2 separate regions of the Mus musculus genome follow, and region 2 is linked to region 1. Evidence: chromatin loops called from intact Hi-C (ENCODE). Cell type or tissue: left cerebral cortex. All regions are shown on one strand. Each heading gives the region's core, and the rest is flanking DNA. Links, peaks and the distances in the headings are about the cores only.

Region 1 (5,667 bases), core at 462-5,461:
CAAAAACTAGTAAGATTTTGCTGAAAGGACCCAGATATAGCTGTATCTTGTGAGACTATGCTGGGGCCTAGCAAACACAGAAGTGGATGCTCACAGTCAGCTATTGGATGGATCACAGGGCCCCCAGTGGAAGCGCTAGAGAAAGTATCCAAAGAGCTAAAGGGATCTGCAACCCTGAAGGTGGAACAATATTATGAACTAACCAGTACCCCCTGGAGCTCATGTCTCTAGCTGCATATGTATCAGAAGATGGCCTAGTCTGCCATCAGTGGAAAGAGAAGCCCATTGGTTGTGCAAACTTTATCTGCAGGGGAATGCCAGGGCCAAGAAGTGAGAGTGGGTGGGTAGGCCAGGGCCAAGAAGTGAGAGTGGGTGGGTAGGCCAGTGGGGGGAGGGTATGGGGGACTTTTGGGATAACATTGGAAATGTAAATGAGGAAAATACCCAATAAAAAAAAAAGAGTCCTAACTCTGAACTGACCTCGTACTACCAAAACACAGAAGGTGCTCATTACTGCATGCTTATATTATTGTGTTAACCTGCTGACTTTTAAAGCTATATTCCAGTGAGTTTTAATGTGCACCGTTTTTAAAGCTGCATGATGCTTTGCTAGGAGGGTTTGACTCATGTATGTAGAAATTTCTAGTAACTTTTCAGACCTCCTCTTACTGTCACCCAAGAGCACTCTTCCAACTGTGATGACCCAAAGCTACCCAAACATATTGCCAAAGTTTCTCCAGTGGATGGAGGTAGACATAAATTACCATCCATTGAGAAAACAGTCTATTGTCCTACTGTGAAGTCATCTTACCTAGCTGAGAGGTTAACTATGAATAATAGTCACGCCCTGATAACTCCTCAATTCAGAAACTACCAATGAATTTTCATTTAGCAGACATGTTCCTACTTTTGCCTATCTGTCAAGTCCATCAGTAATTGGCTCTAGCTACCCTTTTTTTGGAGCAGGGATTTTTGAAGTTTAATGCACTGATGAATCACCAGAATATTTATTTTGGGTGGAAATTTTTATCTAATGGATCTATGTGAGGCCCAAGACTTTGGTTCTCTAACCATGTCCATGCAAAGTTTATGCTACTGTCCTACATAGCATTTCGAATTAAAAAGCTTTAATATATTTCAGTTTAGTGCTTCAGTATCTGCTAAGGGCTTGTGAAGAGTCAGATCTATCTAAAGTAGGGCTCACAACCTGGTGGGTGAAAATGATAGTGGAATAGCTATAATAAAGGTATGCTTGGTACTTTGGGAACAGGGATAGAGATCTAGGAAGATGCAAGTGGGAAAGACATTTGTTTTGTCTGGGACTGGTGTCTGAGAGGGGAATAACTGATGATAAGAGAGAGGTTTAATGGCAAAGTGGTCCTGTATTTGGACATGGAGTATAAGTAGGAAATCTACAAAAGGGAAACTCAAGGGAAACATTTTCCCAAAGAAAATGCAAAAGCAGAGAAATACAAGCTTCTAGTACATTAGAAGAATGGCGTTTAATATGGTTGGAGCCTTGGCAAGGACTAAGCCTAATGAGGGTCTGAGAAGTCGCCTTTAGTTTTCAAACCTGCTCTGTCAAACTAAGCTTTTGGGGTTTTCTAGGTTGGTCTGAGAGGATCACAGATGGGATTTAAAATAAGAAGTCAACATGACCTGAAGGATCATCCTGCCTTCAGTGTAGCTAACAGAACCTGGCAGAGGTAGGAATTAAGAAGAATGAGGACAGTGGGGCCGAGATAAACTGTGTGCAGCTTACTCATAGCAGTCTTTGAACTGGTAGTGGGCACTTTTTCCCAAAACATGTCATTAGAGCTATGCAGAATACACACCATGAGCACTGTGCATATGACCAGAACACTTCTCATGATCTGGATGTTAAACATTGGGAATTGGTGGGATCCACATGTCACTGCCACCTGCAAGTGACTTGCCAGACGGATTGGAATGAAGATTGAGAAGTGATCACAAAATAACATTCCTTAATTATTTATAGTAAAATTGAGCAATTTGTTTTTAAACCAATATAGTAGCTGTTACCAGAGGACTATTGGATGTCTGTCACTTCTAAATACCTGCACATGTTGAACTTGCCTTCCAGGAATGTGATCTTTTAGCCTAAGCAAAAGAGTTGTGAGTAAAGGAACATGTTTATTTTAGTGTGGGGTGTGAATATGATCCAGATTGAGTGCCTTGGTTATAAATGTACAGCCATCTCTTATGCTACACCTTCTAAAACATTTCCTGTACAATTCTAATTAAGTATTTATCATAGCTTTATAGTGAAGATGGGAAAGTTAGCTATTTACAAGATGGAAAAAAAAACTAAGCTAGGGTCAGATATCAAAAATATTTGTTCAAGGCCACTAAACAAGTTAGTATCAGAGCCAAGATTTGAGCCCTAGGTTTCTCATAGACTCTAGCCACAGTGTCTGCACGTTCTGCTCAGGCACTGTTGTATAGCAGATCATCGGAAATGAGGCGATGAGGCAGGAATAGACACTCTCCCTTGCATGCTAATGCCATTTTCGCCCTCACAGTGCTTTCCCAACTGTGATCTCAGTTACTGTTCACAGCCCTAGGTGCTACTCCAGGGTGCTCATTTAGGCTCGTTGCTAGGTGCAGATGAGCTGAGGAGTCACAGGCTCCCTGCTCCTGGCTGCACTGCAAGCTGTGGTTGCTCTAATCATTCTGTCTGCTGTTGCTATCAGAGACAAGACACTCCCATCCTTGTTTCTCTGTCCCTGTGCCTACTTGTGATTGCAGTCTATCTTAAACATTTCTGTATTTAAAGGACACGACAAGACTTCAGGGAGTTACTAAATAATGATGATTAAAAAAAGAAAGTAAAGTAATGTATGATAAAATTGTTGAATGCTACATATAGTATCATGTAGAATATCTTTAAAATAGAAAATGTTCTAATTTAGTACAAACATTATTATATTGTAATAAATATGTATGTTATAATATTCCATTACAGTGTCTAAAGGAGAGAAATATAAGGTTTGATGCAGTAGATCTAAAATAGGAAAGCCCAATTGCTTTAAGCTTAAAGGTCATCAAAATAAAAAATCCCCACGTCTGATTATATTAGATTCCCCTATCTAGGACATGTTACGGAGATCCATACAGAAAAGGAACTTCTTCCCCCGTGACATATCACATTAACTATCCAGAATGCAGCTACTTTCATATAATGAGCTTTCCTTCCTTTTCTTTTGTAAAAACATTTTTTTGCATGCACATGAGTATATGTCTGAATATATATTTATATATGAGACTATATATATAGATATGAGTGTGTCTAAAGCAGCTTACAGTAGTGTTGCTTGGCTGAGTAGGAGGTGCTACAGGACTGTGCTATTAGTGAGCCAGAGGTAGGAGGTGGCTATGGCTGATGGGCAGGAGTGTGAGGTAATTGCAGGGTAATACTGTCTGCAGGTATTTTTAGATGACACCAGAATGAAAGATGTTGGTTAGTGGTGATGGTCTTCCTTCTTCTAGAATGCTGTTATGAAACATGCAAAATAGAAGATAAGGGCTGTGAATTTGGAACAGACCATTTGCCCATCTCTACTAGAGAAATGAATGGCAGAGGCTTGACTAGCTGTATTAGGGTAAAGTAGGATTTTAATTTTTTTTTTTTTTTTTTTTTGGCATCCACTGTACAAGTTTGGGGCTATGCCTTCAGAATCCTGTTTTTCTCTCAATAATTCACTGAAAATTAACTCATCTTTTTATTTTGTTATTCCCCCCTTTTTGTAAAGTAAAAACTGACTTGTACACTTATTGGGGCAGTGTTTCTTGTTCAACAAAGTTAGCTATCCATTTTCTTCATTTTTTCTCAATTGACTTGCTTTCCCTGGGGCTTTAAAAAGGGTACATACATTACAGTGTTCCAGAATTTGATACACTTTTTGGAATTTTAGTTTAATACCATGTTTTCTTTTTGAGAAATATAGCAACTCTAATCAAATAGGATTAGGAAGATGAAAATGTTCTAGAAGCTATGAAATTTTTATAAAGTTACTGTCAGTTTTTGTAATTCTGACTGTCACATTATTTAAAATCAAAACCTAATTTTCTCCATTTCATATCCAAATATTTTCCAGACCTTAGTCATTGTGTCAAACACCTACCACTCATATGACACACTCTTAAAATAGAATTCTACGTATAATGGAGGATTTTTTTTTTTTTTTAGGATGTACGTCCCTGAGGTCAGTAAGATAATTTATTTTTTGGGATAATCCAATCCTAACTATGCCAGACCACACTTATCATTCTGTTCAGAGATGACCAAGAGCAAGTCTTTTGAATTTCTTTGGAAAGTTTAATATGAAATATAGAATTTATAAGTCCCTTCCTTTTTCATTTAATATGAGAATACTTGAGGGTGTCCTACGAAAATGTAAAAATTATAATACAATCATGCTCTATAGAGTAAATTACTCAATTTGGTGTGGAAGTGCACTCTTGTGTTCCCAGAATTTGGATGGAAAAGACAGGAGGATGGAGAATTGTTGCAAATTAATTTAGAATGTTTTTAGCAGTTAATTCCAGGGCCTGGGCAACATAAGATTAAACACTCTCCAACAAGACAAAACAATCCACCAATACTCCTCTCCAAACTTAGACTTTTGAAATGATGAAGCTCTTCAAGTAGAAAGGAACTTTACTTCCCCCTCTGGTAAATTTGGAGAATACTTTGATATGTACTTTACAGTGTCAGAGTATGACTTTGCAGTTGTTTGCACCAATTCTTGGGAAGATGCTTATTCTCTTGCTTATATTTCTTGGATTGTCAGGATCATACTTTGAAAAATTGTTCTTGGGGTCATTTTTTTCTCTTCTGAACTTTTCTCACCCTGTTGACCAAAGTTGTTGATAAATAATTTCCATTTGGCTCCAAACCAAATCTTCCTTATTTAATAAGAAAATAATATTCATTGTTGGTATTTAATTAGAGATGATAAAGGAACAAGTAGCAGAAAGGATCTAAGACTTCCACCAGGAAAACTGGATCTGAGTGATGACTACTCCTTATTACATAGTCCATCTTCATCTGTTACTTCAAAATTCTCAGCCTTCTTTCTTTGTTCCTAAAAGAAATTGGATGCAGGAAACTGCCTCACAGAGTTATGATAAAAATGGATCTGCCATATGAAGCAGCTATTTCATCACTCGGGTATACATCTAAAGAAATGAAACCAGCAGAGTGAACAAGATGCATGGCCATATATAACTGCAGCATCGACATAGCTCCTAAGAGATGGACCCAACCCAGGTGGCCATAAATGATGAACTGATAAAGAACATTTTGTACCTCTATATAACATAATATTACTCAGTCATAGAGAAGAATGAAATGCTATCTCAAAATACATTAAAATACAGACGAGAAACATTATGTTAAATGAAATAAGCCAGACACAGAAAACCAAGGACTGCATGCTTTCCCTCAGACCTGAAAGCAGCAAGCATCAGACGTGACTGTTGAGGAGTAGGTATGGCGAAAGTTGTGTGGGACGAATAAAGGAGGCTGAGTTCGACCAGTGCATACTTTATATATGTTGTGAAAATGTCAGTGGCTGCCACTAGTATGATCAATTAAAACATTTTAACTAAAAATTATATAAAACAAGACTGAGATAGGTTAGT
Region 2 (5,667 bases), core at 358-5,357, 520 kb after region 1:
TTTGAACCGTTGGAGTTATAACGATAAATAGAGAACATTTCCTCTTTTCCTGAGGCTTACCTTCTAGTAAGTTTGCTAAATATGAAATATATGAAACTGAAATTCAGCTAATAAGAAAGAAGATAGCACACTTGACACAGGGGAAGGAGAGAGTATAACATCTTCTTGATGTTTGGGGTTATCCTCAGTAAGTATTTTTATCACTTGTATTTATTCACATTGTAAATAACCCTGAGTGCTAATAAATCTTTTCCTTTTCCATTGGTAATTGGAAAGTGTCTCATATTCAGTGTACGTGGATTGTTCCTATTTTCTCGATTTTTATAGTTGTTTTGGGACATTTCTGATCTAAATGTTTCTAGTGTGAGGTAGGTATCAGTGCCTGTGTCACCCAGTAACACCTAGTATGTAGCAAGTTCAGTTATAGTTACAATAGATGCCAGATTATCTTCTCTGTTAAAGATACTTTGTAACTTTCACTTTTCAAAACCTATTTAATGATGGTTCTTAAATTCTTTAACCTCCCCTTTTTATCCCACCACCTACCAGAGGTAGTGGAAAAAGAAAGGATACAGGGACGTGGTCCTGTTTAGAATGGTTCATTGGAGCAACTTTGTCTATGCTATCTGGAAATCAGCAGTTCAGTTCACAGGTTAACAGGGACAGAATACACTGGCAACCAAGTTTGGTTCAGTCAGGTTAGCAACAGCAGTGATATGACCTAGCAGGAACAGCCAGACCTCAGCCTTGGCTTGAGTCAGCAGGAGGGACCATGAGAAATGCCAACAGTTCTCAGCTGTGCCTCTGTCAGGGAAGCAAAGATCTGCAAAGACATGAGACCCACAAGTGTTGCACAGCTAGCTTTACAAGCAAGCCTAACTCAGCCTTCATCACTATCTGTAAGTCCTATTTATACCCTCCAAACATCACTTGTTTTCCCTGGGTCTTATCTCAACACCTGTCTTGCATCAGCATTTATGTCTGTCTCAGCTGACAAAACTCTGCCAATCAGCATGAGTCCAAGGAAGCAGCAAGAAACTGCAGCACACCACTAGAGGTATTTTGGTGCATTTCTCTCTAAGGAGTCCAGGCAAATGCAGCTCCACTATGCAATGTAAGGCAGACGAATATTTGTGTGTTGCTAGCAAAGTATCCATCATGTGTCCTTTCACATGCTTGCTTTAGCAGAACATCCTCTCTCCTGTGTCTGCTAAAGCTAAATGTTCCTTCATGAGTCTGCTTTAGTTTTTCACCTGTGTCTACTTAAGCTTAATCTTCCTACATGTGTTTGCCCTAGCAAAACACCATCCAACTGACTTTCCAAAGAATCTGTAAGGTTCCACTTCCATTATTCAACCCTTCCCCATTTTTTTCAAGTTTTACATGTAAGAAAGCTAGCTGGATTAGTAGCATCAAGATGACATTTATTAAGTTTCATGGACATCAGTTTTTAACTATGGCACCTAGTTATAGCATATTGAGAATATGAGTGTTCAAACAACCCTAATATTCACCTACAGTTTATTAATAATTTTAGGTCACGGAATGCAAAGGAATGAACCTACATCATTATTATCCTCATCATTATCAACATTTTGTAAAGGTTTTAAAAGTTAAGAGAAATGCAAATGAATAAAATGATTAATTAAAAAGGAAAAATATTAGGAGAAATTACAGAAAATGAAAAAAAAATGTTGTGTCTGAGTAATTGTTCATTCAGAAAGAATACAGACAGCACAAGGTGATTAAGAGAGATTAACATGTATTTATGTATACTTATATAAATATATTAATACAATATACATGTATGTGTGTTTGTATATGCGTGTATAGATGTATTAACAACACAACACACACATATCTGAATTTTCCAAATGCAACTGCAATGTAAGGCACCTTTTATTATGTATATTCATGTGAGTAGAGAAATCCACTTTAGCATAGCTGAGAACTGTGTTCACACCATGGGAAAGCACTGAGTAGAGAAAAAGCATTTTTAGGCTTGGTTCTGACTGCTCTCCTGTAGCATCACCATCCTGTCATCCAGCCACATGTGCTTCTGATGCAGACCAGCATGCATATGCATAGCCATATGTTTCTTCCTTATGAGGTTCTTCATCTCTTCCTTGCCGTCCTATCCCTTGTATTCCACACATTGTATTTCACCCATCACACCGTTAGCCAAACAAGAAAAACTGTTGCTCCCCAGAGGCAAACAGAAGTGCCTGGGACATGTGAGGGTTGATCTATTCTGACCTTGTATGCTATGATTATGTTTCTGGGTGACTTCTCTGATTTGTCATCACAGAGGATAAATTAGTAGTTTTCTCTGCTTTGTGAGTTGCAGTGTAGGCTGAAGTTCTTTGCCACCCCTTCACTTTCAAATGAATTAAGGTTCTTAGAATAACCTAGAGGAATTGAGTTTTGCATGTGTTTCTAGCAGCTTTGTCTGCAATGTAGGTGATCTAAACTGCTAGGACACCCAAGAGAGTGCTGGTGAGAAATGCCATCTGACTCATCATCACCCATGAGATCCAAGTGTGAAATGTAGGGCGGGGTCTAGTGGGAAGGAAACAGGGCAGAATAGAAATGGAAAACCATGGAGAAGCTTCTCTTCCTCCAGGTCAACTGAAACCACAGACATTTAAAGAAGAATCACACTCTCCTCTCTTGATGGAACATCATTCAGGAGTACTACTACCTCCAAGAGAAATGTCATGAGGATTTGCAGAAAAAGGAAACTTTGGGAAGAGAAACTCAGTGGTAAGAAATAGCTCACAGAGTAGTTAGTGTCAGAACTCCGCATTGACATTAAGAATCTAAATGCATCTATATAACATTTAGGGACCAATATAAAGGAAAATCTGGATTTCCTCATATATAAAGCTCAAAATTGTATACCAAAGTTGTTGGGTTTTTTTTTTTTTTTTTTTTTTTTTTTTTTTTTTTTTTAAGAGGCGTTTCCTTTTGTTCTGTGTTCTTGCTCTTAACTCATGGTTGAGCACAATACTGGATTCTTACTATCACTCTAGATGGATAAAATGCATTGATTTATTGGCATGAACTTTATAATTTTAATTTGTGCAATGCTATTTTAAAGCATTTAAAGGTATTAACTCACCTAAGAAACCATAAGTTACAGAATCCAGATCTTCCACCTTATACACACAATTTAGTATCTTCATCTTACAAGAATAGTAGAAGCACTGCAAACAATTAGCTCAAAGTGCTAAAAACTAAACTCAGTGTTCAGCATAATAGTCAAAGAGCTTGCCACAGACTATGCCCTTAATTCTATGTTACTTGACACACACACAAAAATGTGTGTGTGTGTGTGGGGTGTGTGTGTGTGTGTGTGTGTATGTGGTATATGTGATATATAGCTATAGATGCATTCTTTTGTTTTCGTGTTGATGAATAATTACAGGATGAAAAATAGAACTATAGAATGCCATATGTGTTCTTTTGTATGTCCCTGTGTTAGACTCAGTGGTTGACTCACAGAAGAAAGTGATAGGATAATCTTCAACATTTCTGAAGAAGGAAATAATAGTTACAGCCTAAATAGATTAAGCATACTGTGTTAAGTAAAATTAGTTAGAGAAAGAAAAACCTATATGACTCTACCTTTATAAACAGTATGATATAGTCACACATAAAATCCAAAGTTCTTAAGGACTAAAAGAGAGAGAGAGAGAGAGAGAAATAGACCAGCTGATTAACAGGTATAAATATTCAATCGTACAAGATGAGAAAACTCCAGAAATCTTCTATGTAACATCTACCCACTTAAACATTTTAGATTATACATGTGTAGTTTTCTAAAGGGATAAATCCCTTATTAAATATTCTGGTAGGAGGATGAGGAAAAAAGGAAGAAAGAAAACATGCAGAAACTCCATAAAATATAGTATTTTAGCAATGAGGAAAAACATAATAACTGGAGGTCTGGGGGAACAAGCTTGGTTCTGGCAGATTCACCAATCTATGCTCAGTCTCCCTTTCCAATACACTAATTAAATAGGCTCAGCCACCCATTCCAATACACTAATTAAATAGACATGCAAAGAGAAAGCACAGCGGAGATTTAATCAATATGTATTGGAAAGAGGAAGAGATGAAGGGAGCCATTGTCCCAATGTTTGTGTGCAGGGTATTAACATGGCTTTTAAGCTTAAGCAGAGAAAACATTACAACAGAGGTAGTCCTGGGCAAGGTATAGTCTGGCTGGTCATTGTCTGTTCTCATTCTACATGGTGGTTTAACGAGCTCTAATTGCTTGAGGGACCAAGATTGTTCTCAGTAGAGAATTACTCATGCTCCAGGTTCTGGGTTGCTGCTGAAGATACTACCCTCCTATGAGTCATGTTCTATCTGTGAAGCAGCCTTTTTACTAGAATCAAAGGTAACTGCTCAAACCTAAGGTGACTGAATGTTTAGGTCCAAGACTGAAGTATTCAGGTACAGTCTGATGGTCTTTAAAAACAGCACTGTAATGAGATAACAAAAGCTGTCATACTTATTGTCTTAGGGTTTTACAGCTGTGAACAGATATCATAACCAAGGCAAGTCTTATAAATGACAATATTTAATTGGAGCTGGCTTACAGGTTCAGAGGTTCAGTCCATTGTCATGAAGGAGGGAGCATGGTACATGAGGAGCCAAGAGTTCTTAATCTTCATCCAAAGGAAGCCAGGAACCAGCTAGGCATCCTTAGGCAGTTAGGAGGAAAGTCTCCAAGTCCACCCCTACAGTGACACACTTCATCCAACAAGGCCACACCTTCTAATAGTGCCACTCCCTGTGATGAGCATATGGAAACCATTACATTCCACTCCATGACCCCCATAGGCTTGTTCAAACATGAGTCTATGGGGGCCATACCTAAACATAGCATAATGCAAAATTCATTTAGTCCAACTACAAAAGTCCCCATAGTCTATAGCAATCTCAACAGTTTTAGAAGTCCAAAGTTCAAGGTATCTTTTGACAATCATCCAAGCACTTAACTGTAAACCCCAAAGCAAGACAGGAAACCAGCTGGACAAACTCCAAACTCTGCATCTCCATGTCTTATGCAAAGCAGACTTCAGATTTTCAACTCCCTTTTATCTTTGTTGCCTGCAACAAAGTTCTTTCTCCGAGGCTGGATCTACTCCCTGCTAGCATCTTCTTCTTCTTCTTCTTCTTCTTCTTCTTCTTCTTCTTCTTCTTCTTCTTCTTCTTCTTCTTCTTCTTCTTCTTCTTCTTCTTCTTCTTCTTCTTCTTCTTCTTCTTCTTCTTCTTCTTCTTCTCTTCTTCTTCTTCTTCTTCTTCTTCTTCTTCTTCTTCTTCTTCTTCTTCTTCTTCCTCTTCCTCTTCCTCCTCTTCCTCTTCCTCTTCCTCTTCCTCTTCCTCTTCCTCTTCCTCTTCCTCTTCCTCTTCCTCTTCTTCTTCTTCTTCTTCTTCTTCTTCTTCTTCTTCTTCTTTTTAAGATTTATTTATTTATTGTTTGTAAGTACACTGTAGCTGTCTTCAGACACTATAGAAGAAGGAATCAGATCTCGTTACAGATGGTTGTGAGCCACCATATAGTTGCTGGGGTTTGAACTCCAGACCTTCTGAAGAGCAGTCGGGTACTCTTACCCACTGAGCCAACTCACCAGCCCCATGCTAGCAGCTTCTGTT

What was found. Peaks named below come from ENCODE experiments on the same cell type or tissue, not always from the same donor. Only the 100,000 strongest peaks of a DNase experiment are listed, where the experiment ranks them.
Region 2: it touches region 1 in a loop (22-fold over the local background); 2 of 42 quality-filtered maps call a loop at or near these places.

The regions. Positions count from the first base shown.
Region 1 is chr2:108,810,280-108,815,946 of GRCm38, reverse strand. No RefSeq gene overlaps it. Among named protein-coding and RNA genes, the nearest start is that of Gm39905, 68 kb to the left of the region's middle. In left cerebral cortex, for the core only: no CTCF peak of the experiment used is centred there; DNase peaks (open chromatin) are centred at 2,606, 3,381 and 5,188; H3K27ac peaks cover 255 bases.
Region 2 is chr2:108,286,676-108,292,342 of GRCm38, reverse strand. It overlaps Gm13912 (a long non-coding RNA gene), which reads left to right and starts at 1,024. Exons shown (of 3, transcript XR_374869.1): 1 at 1,024-1,114; 2 at 2,624-2,763. In left cerebral cortex, for the core only: no CTCF peak of the experiment used is centred there; DNase peaks (open chromatin) are centred at 2,093, 2,426 and 4,264; H3K27ac peaks cover 690 bases.